2 separate regions of the Mus musculus genome follow, and region 1 is linked to region 2. A link is a loop called in an ENCODE intact Hi-C map of the cell type or tissue named here. Cell type or tissue: left cerebral cortex. All regions are shown on one strand.

Region 1 (8,000 bases), 96 kb before region 2:
GGCAGGGTTTCAGACCAGATGCTACCAAGGTTCCTGACAAGGGTAAGGGACACCAGAGCAACAGGTGAGAGATCCAGGAGTCTACACTGAGTGTGTTTTATGCAAGATGCTGATTAGACAATGGATTGGAACATGGGGAACAAGCCAGCTGGCTATATGGAGCAAAATTCACAAAATGGGCCAGCAACTTGGCTCAGTGGTTAATCTGCCACCAAGTCTAATGCCCTGAGTTTGGTTCCCAGGTCCCACATGGAGGAGGAGAGAACTGACTCCTGCCATCTGTAATCTGTACTTCTCTAACGTTCATGCACATGTATGCACACACGAACATGTGCACACACACACACAAATTAACAGAACATAATTAAAAATTTCAAACCCATAAATCCTGACTGCCCTCTACCGTGGCAGTGGAAGGGGGAACTCTTTAATATTTCTCAAGGCAGGTACTGACTCTAATGTGGAAAGGATAGTGACAACCATGTGGATTAAATAAAGTAACATCGCCAGTCCCTTACACAGCACCTGAGACACAGCACAGCCCTCCAAAAGCTGAACCTCTCTCACAGTCATGCAGTCACACCGTCACCTACCAAATATGAAGACTGCTTCAGGCACAAGGTGTTGAAGGGGCACAATAACCAAATGGGAAGTGTTGTTTCTGAAGATGCTTCCTGCCAGGACCAAGAGATACACAGGTGTGCACAGACATACACACACTCACACACACACACATACACACACATACACACATGTGCTCGTACACACACACAACACACACACATATACACACAACACACATATACACACACATACACACATGTGCTCATACACACACATATACACACACATACACACATGTGCTCATACAGACACACAACACACATACACACACATACATATACACACATACACACACACAACACACATACACACACATGCTCATACACACACAAAACACACATATACACAACACACACACACAACACACATACACACACATGCTCATACACACATAAAACACACATATACACAACACACACATATACACAACACACACACATGCTCATACACACACACACCACACACACACATACACACACAACACATACACACACACAACACACACATACACACACATGCTCATACACACACACCACACACACATATACACAACACACACACATACACACAACACACACACACACATATACACAACACACACATACACACACACGGTTTTGCTTTCCATAGTTTTTATGGTCTCCAGCCAACCACAGTCTGAACACATAAAATGAAAAATTCTGGAAACACTCCCCTGTTTTACATTTTATGCTTCTGTGAGTAGCACCTTGTGGATTCCATTCTGTTCCACTGTGGTCACAAATCACTATTTCTCCGGCCCACCCTGCTGAGTATGCTGTTACCCATCAGCCCTGTAGAAGCCGTCTCAGCCATCAGAGCAACTGTCGCAGTACCCGAGTGCCCGGGCCTGGGTAGCACTTAACAAGAGCCCTGAAGTGGAAACACAGTGGCTCGGCCATGCCAAAGGGAAGCAGCTTCTTTCTGTGAATGTGCAGGCTTACTGTGGCTATGTGTACACAGAAAAACAGTACAAACAGGATTAATTGCCATGATACGTGGAGTCCCCTGTGGTTTAAACCAGCTCCCATGGATAAAGGGGAGTTATCGCAGCTACCTTAATGAGTGATATTTGAATAAATGTCTAGATGACAGAGACTTCAGAGAGCCGAGAGAGAAGACCCCAATCATTTCCTCTGGGGTTTGAACAAGCAGATGCTCCAAGTCTGAACAAGGGTGCTCCAAACAGGAGGGTAAAGGAAGAAGGCACAGGAGAACAAGGTGCAGAGAGAAGAAGGTGCAGAGGAGAGTGGCCTGGATGCTGGCTGGAGCAATTCAGGCAGGGTCTGCAGACCGGAGTGAAGGAGGTGATCCTGATACGTTCTACCATGCTGCCCCCAGAATCCACTCAGCTCAGGCGGGGCAGGGAGCAGCCAACAGAGTCCCCGCGGCTCTAGTTTGTTTACTCCTGTGGTGACAAATGCAGGAGCAGCAAGACAGGATGCTTCCTGTAGTCCAATGTAGGTCAAGGGCTGGGAGACACTCCCCCAGGAAGACCCCCCCAGAGCTGGAGGTGCAAAGTCCCCCGTGGCTGATTATTCCACATCACCCTATTTACACACAGTTACTGGGCACCGTGTGAGGAGGATTATAAAGAACAGCTAGCGGCCTTCATGACTCATTCCACAGAACACAAAAACATGTCTAAAATTAGACTCTGGACTCCAATAAGGCTTCTCAAGATGGGGAGGCAAAAATGGCAATCACACCTGCAGCGTTTAGGCCACGTCTGTCCCTGCCTCTGCTCGAAAAGAACAGGCTTCCACAAAAGCCCTACCAAACGCATTGGGCATGCTCAGTCAGCCTTAGCCAGGGGACACAGGAGACCAGCTGGCAGGCCAACACCCACTCAGCAGCTGATATTATATGCCTCGCTGTAAGACACAGCCTTCGATTTGAATGGGAATTATTCCACACGCACCCCCTTGTGTGTCTGTTTTGCGGTGGACACATTGAGCGATCCTTTTAGCAACACAGATCTGATTCCAGCGAGAACACGGTTCTTGCCTCCTGCAATTTATTCATTCACAAGAGGCAAGGGCTTTCTTTCCTCTTCACGTCACAAATGCCCAATATAGTTATTTAAAGAAATAAGCCAGGATGTCCCCACTGAGTTATGATCCCACAACTGCTCTTCTGCATATTTTCTGTATTTACTTATTGGGATGGAGGGCATGCAGATCGGCTTAGAGGCAGCGCATCGGAGCTGCATCTCATTCTCCCATGTGGGCCCTGAGAATCAAACCCAGGCCATCAGCCTTGGCAGCAAGCACCTTTACCCACTGAGCCATCTCATTGGCCTTGCTGCGCTCTTCTTATTTCTAGTATCTATCCCGATTGCCTAAGCGGTCTCCTTGCTGTCTGAGGAGGGTGATCACTGCTCTCAAGCATTTATTCTTTTGGTTGTACTTCATTGTGAGTTGGCTTTTTAGGGTCTTACTGTACCCTAGCTGGCCTAGAACTTGCTATGTAGACCATGCTGGTCTCAAACCTATGACCACCCTCCTGCCTCTGTGTCCCATGGGGATTGTCATTGGGATTATAAACTTAGTCTACACTCAGCATCTCTAGGCAAATGACTGCATTAAGGTACCAGTATAACTTGAGAAGAATTAGTAGGTTTGGCTATCTTGGACAAGCATAGTAAGAAATGCCTTTAAGACACATAAAAATAGCTTAGTCAGGAGTCCAACTACCCAAGGATGTATCTGATAACCCAAACCCAGTGACATCACTCACTCAAGGTAACCAGATGCAGGCCCATGATGTCCACTGGACAGTATACAAGCAGAGACCAAGAGCAACGCTCTGCACACGTGTAGAGACCCCACCTTGATCTGCCCTGTGGCTAGAGTCTCACCTAGGCTCCTGACTTAAATCAGAGCCTTCTGTCAGATACTGGACCTGACCTTCAGCTGAGATGTGAGCAGACCTGGGGAGACAGGCTTAGGATCATAGTTGTGAACTTTGTGTGATGACCCTCAGCACAATAAGATAAAACTTTTGTTACCAACTCTGCATATCCACTTTCTTACTGGTAACACTGTATTTATACAGGCAGGCTGTTTCTCAAGTTCAGATCTCTAAGTGAGATTTTACAGCTATCTTCAAGGCCCAGTCCATTTCATCTCAGACACATTCCTGGGCATTTCACAGCTGCTTTTGAAAGAGGCTCTTCTTTTTTTCCTATTACATCTTTAAGTTATTTCCAACAGAGATACTAATCATTTCCTACTTTTCTTGCATCGCGTTTCTAAAGCTGAGGCGAGACCTCACGACTTCAGTGGCTTTCTAACTTTTCTGCAACTAGAAACTTCTAATAATAGGACAGTCTTTTATCAGAAGAAATCCTGAACCTAACATTATACAAGGATCTGTACATATACACACACACTCACCCACTCTCTCTCGCCTCCCTCCACTCTCCCACTCCATCTTCATCCCACTCCATCATCCCTCTTCTAGTCTCATTCAAGAGATGAAAACGTAATTCCTCAGCAAGAGCCCAGGCCTCCCTTTCTTGTGCTTCCTCCAGACACTCACACTTTGAAGAGCAATGACACTTGTCCTAATCTACAGGATGGCCCTTCTTCTACCCCCTGCTGTCCCCTCCCCTTGTCCCTTACCAGGGAGCACTGGCCTATAGGCTGCTCTTTTCTAGGAGGTCCACTTTAAAAAGAGGAGAAGGAGAGGGCAAAATGGGGGAAAGGGTCGTGGGAAGGGGGTTACTAGGAAGGGGGCAGTGAGCAGGACGTAAAGTGAAAAGTGAACAGGTTAAAGAAAAAAAAAAGAACAAGTTCTTTGGCTGCGAGCTGCCTGGGGAAGCTTGCTTCACTTAGCTCAATTCTGTATCCAATCTCTATTAGTTTACTAATCATGGTCAAATGCTTCCTCCAGTGGTTAAAAATGATTCTCTTAACTGGGATTATTATAAACAGGTGGTCTACCTTAAAAATGCTACACCGTTTTTTTTCCTATAGACATTTAAAATTATACAGAAATATTTATCAATTTCAACAAAATACTGCTGAAGTCACATCATAAATAACTTTGAAAAAATCATTACCCTCCCCCTCCCCCTCCCCCCTCTCTGATCTGGCCCATTACTCCCCCCCATCCTCCTTCCTCACAGCCTGGGAAGCAGAGGCTCCCTCCCCGATGGACTGTAATGTGAGAATAAACCTTTATGTTAATCCACCGTGAAGGCAGTTGTTTTGACAACAGCCTATGAGTGCTACATAGCCTAGAAAGATGTTATGTAAAGGGAGTAGAAAGTAGCAAGGGTTTGGAGTAGCAGATAAGGGAGGTGAAACAGTAACAACTGTGAGGGTCCTGTGAGGTCCGAGTCCCAAGGACGTCTACTAATACTGACCCAGAAGGGTCTAAAACCCAATCAGTTTGGTTAGGTTAAAGTACTAGAGTTAAAAAGAGAGAGAAAGGAACTCTCTTTATATGGAGTGAATAGGGACACCCAGACTGGAGGATTCAGGGTTCTCACTGCTTGACATGCCTGGGACCTGCAGACAGAACCTGGGTGCTGGGATCCATAGCTCTGGGTGAATATTTACTGTCTGGCATGGCCAGCTTTCAGCGGCTATTCTTAGCATGGGTCCGCTTTCTAGAGACTCTGATCGGTTGGTTCATAGCTGGTTCCCAACCTCACCCCACCATGGTGACAACATGGGAGCTGGGCCACTCCCTCTGATTCACAGCGAGCCCACTATGTGCTGATTCACAGCGAGCCCACTATGTGCTGATGCTGTAGGAACATCTGTGTTTAGAGATGAGCTGCTGCTCTGGTCCTCATCCCTGCACTCTACTTCTGCCCAGTGTTTCTCTATCTTTCCTTTTTCTTCCTTTCTTCTTTCACATATGTCATCTGTTTTGGCTTGGTGTTGTTTCTTATTTGGGGACACAACTTGCTTTCATTCGAGCTTATTTTTAAAATCAATATAATAAAATCTACCTTACATAGAGTAAGGAAGGAAGGAATAAGGGAGGAAAAGACACTCTATCCTTTAAAATTCTCCCTTTTACAGGTAATTTTTCTCAAATAACTTGGCCAATTTCTATCACCAGAAATATGATTTCTTTCCTAACTTGCTTATCTTCAAATTGTATGTTTTATGCATTTTGATACTTCCCAGATGGCTCAAGACTGGAAAAGGCAACCCCTCTCCTTCAGGGGAGAAAGCTGCGGGGGTGTGAGGTAAAGTGTGAAGTGTCCTGATGCCCACCTGAACCCCGCACGGCAGGACCCATGTTTCTTTACAAAGACAGGAGCTGGTACTGCACTTATCTCCCAGTGCTCCTTTGCCTTCCTCACAGGATAAGGAGGCTGCTCAGTGCCAAGGGGGAAATGCATTCTCTCTGAAGAAACAAAGGCCAGAAGTGAGTTCCACTACTCCCCGGAGGGAGGGGAGCAGGGAGGGAAGGAGAGAAAGGAAGGAGAGAGGGCTAAATAGAGAGAAAGTACCTGGTGGAGGGGGGTGGCCTTCAATACTTATAAATGCTTGCAAAAATTCCTATTAGATTAAAAAACTTCTTTCAATCCCACAATGCCATGTTAAGAGTCTAACTGCTCTATATTTAGAACGTTTATACAAGGCAATTTAAAGGCTCAGGTTATCTCTGTGACTTATTCAGTATTACAAATGTTTAACAGCTTTCCATTGGACGTACTAAATGAAATTATAGTCTGTATTTTTAACCACTATGTTAGAATAGATAAAAGAGGTCACTGAATCAAGTTTTAATCTTACCCTGAAAAATCAGCAGAATATTGTCCATAATCAAAGATATAGACTCTAGTAATCTGACACACTGAGAGGTATCCCAAAGCAAACACAAAGCAACATCTGCAAAACAAAGATAAGCCGCATTAGTGGGGATGCTCATCTTCTTAACGGTACATTGTCAAGAAATGCACTACTTCACATGGTTCAACAGTCAAACAGTAAGTCTACCCTACAAATAACAGGTTATGAGAACTCTTTCCTAATATGGGGGACAAACTGAAGATGAAACTGACCACGGCTGCTCTTCAATCTTATTCTGAAAGACAGACACACACACAAAATTAAGACAAGTGAAAGCCATGAACATAAAAAATGTGATTACTGGTGACAGCTTTAATTCCTCAGCCCCTGCTTCCATATACATTACACGATTCTTAGCTAGATTTCCCCCATTTATGTCATACATGTGTGCATGCTTTTGCATGTGTGCAGACACTAGTGTGTTCGAGTGCTTAGAGACACTAAGATCAGAGCTGGAGTCATCTTCCCCCATCCTTCTTCCTTCCTTCCTCGTGGTGGCATGGTCCCTCCATCACATCCACACCTCACTCCGATATGGCTAGTCTTGCAAGACAGCTTGGTCTGGGATTCCCTGCCTGCTGTGGCTGAATTTTAGGTGAGCCAATACCATGCCCACACAGTATTTATGGGTTCTGGGGAATGTGACTTCTGGCCTTATGCTTTCTAGCAATTTAATCTGATTTTTTAAATATGCCCTCAGCAGTCTAAAATCATGACCTTTATAGTGAGTGGATGAGGGGCTCTCACCTACAACCAGCTAGTGACTTTAATAAACTTAAAGATGTGAGATGGAATTACAACTAAACACAGTATGGAAAATGAGTTTACTCATTAATGAAAAAAAAAAGAAACAAACAAACAAACAAAAAAACATATCCTAGAGGATGTAACACCACACGGGACAAAGGCTGCAATGGCAGGTCCCACTCTCAGGAAACAGATGCACTACTAACCAAAAAGTAGGGCTGGAGAGAGGAAGCTAGGCCTTTATCTCATGGGAAAACAACTCTAGAGGGATTAAATAGTCAAATATGAAACCATAACAAGTGGGAATTATGACTAAATGGTCAGATGCAGCTCTCAAACCAGAGGGTTTTCTAAACACTCGTTCCAGAAGCAATCGAAGGGAAAAGTTATCTTTTTTAGCTAAACTCAGTCTTAAGCTTCTCATGGAGGTGAATGGGTGGATTTATAACTTACTTCTTTAAAGCTATGAAAAAAAGGAAAGGGGGTGGGGGGACTGAGTGTAGTGGCAAGTCCATTTAATGTCAGCTTGCAGGAACAGAAGGCAAGTGAGTCGCTGTGAACTCGAGTTCAGACTGGTCTAACTAGCAAGTTCCAGGACAACCAGGGTTAAATAGAGACCCTGTCTTGAAAGAAAGAAAGAAAGAAAGAAAGAAAGAAAGAAAGAAAGAAAGAAAGAAAGAAAGAAAGAAAGAAAGAAAGAAAGAAAGAAAGAAAGAAAGAAAGAGAGAGAGAGAGAGAGAGGGAGGGAGGGGTTGAAAAAGAAAAAAGAGAAAAAAATTATTGCATGCTAAA
Region 2 (8,000 bases):
AACTAGAAAGCAATCTCATGATAACTCAGAGCAAGGCCAAGCAAATGTAATAGATAATATAAGATGTTGAAAAAAATATATAGGGGGCTGGTGAGATGGCTCAGCGGTTAAGAGCACTGACTGCTCTTCCAAAAGTCTGGAGTTCAAATCCCAGCAACCACATGGTGGCTCACAACCATCCATAACGAAATCTGACACCCTCTTCTGGTGTGTCTGAAGACAACTACAGTATACTTACATATAATAAATAAATAAATCTTTAAAAAAAAAAGAAAAAAAAAGAAAAAAATATATAGGTTGCCGGGCGTGGTGGTGCACGCATTTAATCCCAGCACTTGGGAGGCAGAGGCAGGTGGATTTCTGAGTTCGAGGCTAGCCTGGTCTACAAAGTGAGTTCCAGGACTGCCAGGGCTATACAGAGAAACCCTGTCTCAAAAAAAAAAAGAAAGAAAGAAAGAAAGAAAGAAAGAAAGAAAGAAAGAAAGAAAGAAAGAAAGAAAGAAAGAAAGAAAGAAAGAAAGAAAGAAAGAAAGAAAGAAAGAAAGAAAGAAAGAAAGAAAGAAAGAAAGAAAGAAAGAAAGAAAGAAAGAAAGAAAGAAAGAAAAAGAAACAAGAAAAAAATATATATATAGGTTGATCATCAGTGACATTATTCTTAGTTTCATTTTGGTACTTGCTCTGGAGTCTAAAACCCCACATCAGCAACTTATAAGGAACAGAAGCCCCGTGATATGGAGACACCTGATCTCGCCTGGGACTCACACAATTGCTCCTTTTCTTTGGCACAACTGGTCCTCAAGATGGCTCCTCTCTCAAACCACACCTCCACACATTCCTTTCTACAGACCTTCAGAATTATACTAGGAAGGAAGTCACTTGGAAAACAGGCCCTAAAGAGCAAAACGCCGGGGGGCCAGGTACTTCCTATCTTAAAGATCTCATAATCTCCCAGATACCACTATTTCATGCTTTAATTTCATTTAAAGACTACAGAGCACCACTTCAGCTACTTCAAGGTCACTCTGTAATTCTTAGCAAAGATAAAGATTCTCCAGCCTAAGGCAAGATCTCCAGTTCCTTTGCTTTGCCTGACAGCACACTTCTTCCTCCTGTTACTTCAGCAGCAAGGGCACTAGGTTCTCAGTGTGCCAAGTCAATACAATAGTAAAAAGTTCACATTTTATTACTTCCTAAAACAACTGCTTTTATAATTTCCTAATTTTTCTAAACAGTGTAAATTGGCACACACCAAGTGAACACATAGCAAGTTATAAACTTCCTGGCTTGTCTTTTTTCTTTCCTATAGAATTACATTATTTGACTACAGCCAAGTCTTAGGCTTTCTTTCAACATGGATTCAACTGTTCATGTGTTAGGAAATGTTTCTGATTGGCTTAATTCTAAAATGTCTGTCTAATTTTACAATGTTAACTACTCCAAGAGTATCATCATGAAGATTCTTTGGTATTCACAGAAATAATTATTGCTGTGAAAAGTACAGATTGTATGGATTAACCCAATATTCCTAAGACTTGCTTATCACAGAGCAAACAACTGTCTTACACAAATGGCCATATAAACTCGGGCTCTACAGACTTCAAGCGTATACCAGAAGATGCAGATTATCTAAGACACAAGAGACAAGACCTCTAGCTGATAAAGTCAGTCTTAACTCAGGTCACCTTCCCTGGATTGCTTGCTCACTTCAGTTCCACAAAGAACTTTCTCTGGACTGCTGAGATGTTTAAAGGAGCTTATTGATATTAGATTACTTTTAAAAGTTATGATCCTTTATAGAAGTTTAAAAGAATTAGCTTAATAGGGCTATGGCAGAGAGAATACACAATCATTTGCCTCACCAAAAGAATAAAAAGGTAAAGGACACACACACACACACACACACACACACACACACACACACACACGTTTCTCATTAGCAAGAAGATCCTGCCCTACCTGCACTGGTAGGCTGGGAACAACCTATTGAAGTCAGAAGTGTAACACACACCTAGAGGTCAGGTGCCATGATTCCACTTAGGAAATAGTGAGACTCCTCCACAGAACTGAGAGTATCCAAAGCCTTTGATTATTATCAACTTAATAAACAAAGACTAATTCTGTGAATTAAAGGAATCATTCCACTTGGGGCACTCTTATAATCTATTAGCATGACACACACCACAACCGCTGTGTAAGCTGTGTGGAGAACAGGTATTTCACTATTAATCGAAAAGTTATGAGAGGAATAAAGGAAAGAAGTCAGATCAGAACACTGAGCAGGACGGTTTAACCCTCCTTTGAGGTAACTCAGTATATTTTATTTTAAACAGTGAAGCACAAAGCCTGGAGCACACAGTGTTCAGCTCAGGTGTCACCTCCAGCTCAAGTCCAGAGAGGAATCTTGTGTTTTACATGCAAACCTTAAGATACCACTAGCAGCTACTCAAGCTGAGCCCATAGCCCTTGGAAGTGCAAACACCTCCAGATCAGAAATAATGTTAGGCTGAATTTCCAAAGTCAATTTCCTTCAGTACTGGAGCTAGACCAGCTATCTAACCATACCCCACCAACAACTTTCCCAGACCTTTCTCAGGACATACTTCCAAAGTTCCTTTGCTCAATAAAAATGGCGCTGCTTTCTCCATCCCAATGCTGTTTATTTCAGTAATCCTGAGGCCCTTTAAACAATCAAATTCGACTGGCCTCATTTAAATGCCAGCCTTCCCTAGTGTCAAAAGCTTCTCTGGGGGTAGGGTGAGGGGGTAGGATGGCTGCTCCTATCCACAGCTGCAACTTTTTCACCAGAAACCCTAGCATCGTGAAGTCACGTTGACTTCTCTTCATAACCTGTCTTCCCCCAAACTGTTGCCTCTCCGTCTATTGAGCCACACTTCAATGCAAACTGTCCCCAAGTGCAGAAGAGCTTAAGCCTCGTCCATCCACGCCGTGTCCTGGGCACTCGGCACCCAAACCATTCTTAGTCTCCCGATAACCCGCAGCAGTGCCAGGTCCACCGGTCCCGGGACTCCCGGGTCCGACGCCCGGTGGCCCGGCAGCGACAGCATGCACGCGCGCACGTCTGTCTAGCCCTCCCCGGCGGGCTGTCGCCGAGCCTCCGCCCGCGCCCACCCCCGCCCGGGCGGCGATGGGAGGCTGGGTGGGCACAGAGGCACCAGCCGGAGCGACAGCCGAGGGGACAAGGCCAGCCGCGCGCCCCCGCCCCGCCGGGCGCCGGGCACGGCGGTCCCGGCCCCAGCCCCCACCCTGCTCCCGCCCGGGTGGCACCGCGGCCGGCAGAGGCGGCCAGGGCACGACGCCCCGGACGCCGGTACCTGATCGATGGGCAGTTGCACGGCGTTGCTGAGGGGCTGCAGCAGGGTGGAGCCCGTGGTGCTGGTGGTGGCCATGGCCGGGCCTCGGCGCTGCGTCCGCTCGCTCCGGCCAGGCGCCGCTTGCTTGCTTGCTCGCTCTGTGCCGAGCTACGCCGAGGATGGGGATGCAGCGGCGCGCCCGCCCCTCGGCCGCCCGCGGTCGGAGCAGCCGCGCGGGGAGGGGCAGTGGGCGGAGTTAGTGGCCCCGCCCACTGCTGGGCGCCCCGCCCACCCAGCCGCGCGGCCCCCTCACGCCGCCGGGCGGCCCGATTTCCAGCAGCTTCCAGAGCCCCCTCCCCACCTCGCGCACTCGTGCGCCAGACAGCTCCGCGGTCCAATGGCGTCGCGGCGCCCCGACTCCCACAGCCAATCAGAGGACGCTGGCCTCGCCGCGCCCCTCCTCCGTGCTGAGGACCCCAGCGAGGGGCTGAGGCTCGACCATGGCTGTCGCCCGAGGGCGACCGAGAGTCAGGCTAGCTGGTGGGGGCGTGTGAGGGCGGCTTTGCCTCCGCCTCTGCTCACTTCCTTTCTCAGGAATGGTGGGCGCCGTCCCCACCCCTCACTGGCAGTGACGGTGGACAACAAAGGGGCTCGGGGTGGCGGCCAGACAAAGAGTTGCAGCGCCGGGGGAAGTTGGGAACAAAGGTAGGGGGCTGGGAGCTTCAGGGAGACGCGCTACAAGAACCCCAAAGCAGAAAGTGCCTTTGTCTCCTGGGCTGCCCAAACTTGCGGAAAGCCGGGTGGTCCTACCTCACCCGCCGCCCACCTGGGCCTGATCGGCCGCGCTGGGACGATGCCCTCACCGCGCATCCAGCTGAGAGGGAAACAGGTCGGACCTGGGCAGCGCCCGAGGGAAAGCCTGGGTAGCCAGCGGCCGGCATGTAAAGGCCCCGCCTCCTCAAAGGAAAGGCTGCTGGTAAGCATCCCTTCGTGCCTGCGAGCCTCTCTGCCAGATGTGAATTCTGCTGTGTCCACACCTCCATTCCAGGAGGGCAGTTAGTGTGTCAGCCCTACAAATGTGATCTCTTACCCTTTAAACTAGCCATGGGAACACCTGGAAAATGCCAGCATCGTCCTCTCAAAATCCAAGGATTTGGAAACTAATATTTAAAGGGGGGCGGGGGTTTAAATGTGCTGCTAACACTGCTTTTAAAGGTAGACTTATGTGAGTCCCCACAACAACCATGTGAGGCAGGTATTGTAACCACCCTCAATCTAGCAAGGAAATTGAATTCCAGAAAAATTACATAACTTAACCAAGAGCTAAATAACAGTGTGTGGGGGGGGGGGGGGCCTGAGATCCAACTAATTTAGCCCCAGTTTTGACCTCTTAAAGACAAGGCCCTCTTCATTCTCAGGTTTAACACCCACTCCAGAATAGCCATCAACTACTAGGTACAGCACTTCCTCAAGGACCACTCTAGAGGCTTCAGTAGTAAGAGCGGGCAAGTAGTGCTTCAGGAAACCTGGCTGTGGACTCAGCTCTCTCTGAAAAGGGGGTTATTGAATTTAGTTGGGATAGTCTCTTGCTGCTAATATTCTCTGGGTGAACAGCTGAGTCCTAGTAAGGTAGTCTTTTAGAGGATGGGGAGAAAATAATTGAGATCTTTCACTCTTAATATTGTGTTCCAACTAGCTGGGACCAATTAGAAATCAAACCTGTCCAATAATCTACTTCCTAAAATAGTCCCAAGTCTGGACCTCTCTATTAATATAACCTTGGATCGAGGACCTCTTTGTCTCTGTCTCCTCCCCCCCCCCCCTTTAGGGACGTGTTGAGAAAGTGTACAGGTGGCTGAACATATAAACTGAAGGGAAAAATTAAAATACCATTTTAAAACCTTAAAAAGTGGGTGTTAGAAACATATTGCAACCTAAAGTAGGCAGCATAAGATACAATCCTAGAACAAATACTGTCTACCAAAGGAATTCTGTGAGGCCAGATTATTCTTTTAGAAAAAGACAGAACATAGTTTTTATTGAGGGTGACTCCTTTAATAGAGACCTGACTCTGGTGTTAACCTGTCATCCCCTGGCCTTATTGCTTGGTGGGACAATCAGGTCACTTTAGGGTGATGTCATGGGATGAACTGTCTGCTAGGCTCTGTGTTCCTGGAGTCAGTAATGCCTATGGAGGATTAGGACTAGGACTGGAGACAGTCGGACACTTTTTAGGAGGTCTGGAACGAGACGTTGTAAAAGTTGACAGTTTATTGTGCCTTCAGCCTTGAGTGGAGATGAAGTAATTGTTGCCCGTTTTTAGATATTCTCTGAATGATTAGCATCCTTTCCTGTAGCGTTAAGTAGGTTTCTGACCCCAAGTAAAGGAGCCAGATTTTAAAAATGAAGGCAGAGGTGCCAGGCTTTCCTCCTGCTTTTGGTTTCCTTGTGTCAGCCCAAGTGAGAGATAAGTACTTTTTAGCAGAAACTGTCTTTTAGGTGCCTGTTATAACTTTATGAAATTATTTATTTTAACATCTAGAATGGGAAAGATTTGAGCCATCTGAGAAATTTTATGTCAGAGTATAGGTCAAGTATCTTGGCCTATAATAATAGCTTAGATTTTAGAGTCAGGAGATCTTGGTTTTGGTTGGGGTTTTTTTGTTTGTTTGGTTGGTTGGTTGGTTGGTTTTTGTTTTGTTTTGTTTTCTGTCTTCACTACTTACTAGCCAATTTTGGAGCCTTTTTAACCTCACTTTCCTTATATAAGAAAAGAAGTAATAATATTGTGTACAAAAAGCTTACAACTGTGTTACATTGTAACATTTAGAAACAACCACATTAGTCAGAATTCTCCAGAAAAATAGACCAATCAGGATCTACAAAAAGATATAGAAGAAAGTATGTTATAAGGAACTGGCTTGAGATGATAAAGACATAGAAGCCTTATGCAAAGCAGTCAGGAGCGCACGTGGTATATAGGTCCAGTCCAAATCTAAAGGCCTAATGACCAGAAGAGCTGTTACTCCCTCAGAATCTGAACGACAGCTGCACCAGTGTTGACACAATTGTTGATATGGATGTCCCAGCTTAAACAGATTTTTCTTCCTCTACCTTTGAGGGTTTGTTTTGTTTTGTTTTGTTTTGTTTTCAGTTCAATCATGATACCACCCACACTGAAGAAAGCAATTTTCCTTACACAGTCTACCAATTCAAAAAATAATCTTTTCTATAAACATCCTTATAGACACATTCAGAAATACTATTTTACTATCTGTCCAGTCCTTCATCAACCCAGTGAAGTTGATGTATTAAATTAACCATTCAAGAAATTTAATGTAATTCTAAAAATGAAAAATGTTTCTCTCCTATGAAACTATTGCATCTGGATTTAACTGAGTTTCACTATATACATGTATTAAGACATCATGTGATATACTATAAATACAGATATTTTGTCAACTACACCTTAAATTTTAAAATACTCCATCTTTATGTCTTTAATAAGGAAGTAGATTGTTGAGTTAACATTTTGAGTTAAGAACCAGTGATGAGAATATAAAGTGGATAGAGGCCTCCCCACTAGTATCTGCTAATTTGACTAGGAGCCTTTAAATGAGAGAGAACTGAATGAATTATATGTAATTCTTCATTGTCCTGCCTCAGCTAGCCAACCTATGACAGCAATCCCCATGTCCCTAACTCTTAAAATCATTTATTGAGTGCTGTCTTACTGTGTTCAGGGAACTGTGTGGATGTTGTAAAATAAATAAATAAATGGTACTTATAATCAAAAGGCAAAATCATCATGTATATGAGACAGTAGAGTAATACAAAGTACCAGGTTAGGTCAGTTTTTAATGTTAAAACACACACACACACACACACACACACACACACACACACACACACACAATGTTCCTTCTAGAAGACACAGAAGCTTAGTTGGCAGACAAAGGACCTAAAATTTATTCCTAAATATTACAGCAAATAGCTGTGAATTTTAGAAGTTCACTTAAGTTCTTTTTCTGCCCTAAGCTTCCCATTGTTAAGGGTAAATAATGCTAACTGTCCTACTTTACAATAGTAAAGAGTGATTGTGAGCTTGGAATTAATAATAGACTGGATTTTTAAAGATATTACTATTATTTTAACTCTAAAAATAACTTCAAGTGGTAAAGAGGACTTAAAATAGAAATCACATCTTTAACTAGGGTTACTAACTTCAGCCAAAGCCGAAGTACCAAGCAGCGTTTTTTGGGTGACAAGTGACAGGGTAGCAGTGTTCCCTTGCCCTTGCCTCTGAAAATGGAAATGGCTATGATAATTAAAGATTGCTACAATAAAATGTTCCCTTCTCAACTTATTTTTAACTTTGAATAAACCATTCAGAAGAAATGAATAATCTGCCAAGCTGCTTTTGTTGTATAAAAATGGTATGTGTCATGAAAGTGGAGCTCTTGGGCAATTATTTTGCGTATTTTATACTCTATATATCCTGGAATCACTTCAAGATGAATGCCGTTAAACTACGTACATAATAAGGTTGGCTAACTGGATGGCACCCTTTAGCACTCACAGTAAGCTTAACCTGGGAACGTTAACCTCTAAGACCTAATATCCTGCAATTATGAAATAACAAAGGAAGACTGAACAAGAGATGTCCCATGCAGCAAAGGTCCTGGCTCT

The links. Hi-C counts contacts between places; a loop is a spot of excess contacts. Peaks named below come from ENCODE experiments on the same cell type or tissue, not always from the same donor. Only the 100,000 strongest peaks of a DNase experiment are listed, where the experiment ranks them.
Region 1: a loop joins it to region 2, with 2.8 times the contacts of the local background. A loop is called at or near these places in 2 of 42 quality-filtered maps.

Annotation. Positions count from the first base shown.
Region 1 is chr12:24,922,699-24,930,698 of GRCm38, reverse strand. Mboat2 (membrane bound O-acyltransferase domain containing 2) reads right to left here. Exons shown (of 13, transcript NM_026037.3): 4 at 6,405-6,500. Among named protein-coding and RNA genes, the nearest start is that of Kidins220, 48 kb to the left of the region's middle. In left cerebral cortex, no CTCF peak of the experiment used is centred here; DNase peaks (open chromatin) are centred at 1,452, 2,429 and 4,022; H3K27ac peaks cover 1,815 bases.
Region 2 is chr12:24,827,107-24,835,106 of GRCm38, reverse strand. It overlaps Mboat2 (membrane bound O-acyltransferase domain containing 2), which reads right to left and starts at 3,508. Exons shown (of 13, transcript NM_026037.3): 1 at 3,333-3,508. The coding sequence starts at 3,407. It overlaps 2900060N12Rik (RIKEN cDNA 2900060N12 gene), which reads left to right and starts at 3,790. Exons shown (of 3, transcript NR_166876.1): 1 at 3,790-4,287. In left cerebral cortex, a CTCF peak has its summit at 3,810; DNase peaks (open chromatin) are centred at 4,228, 4,570, 4,709, 5,428 and 2 more places; H3K4me3 peaks cover 3,127 bases; H3K27ac peaks cover 2,522 bases.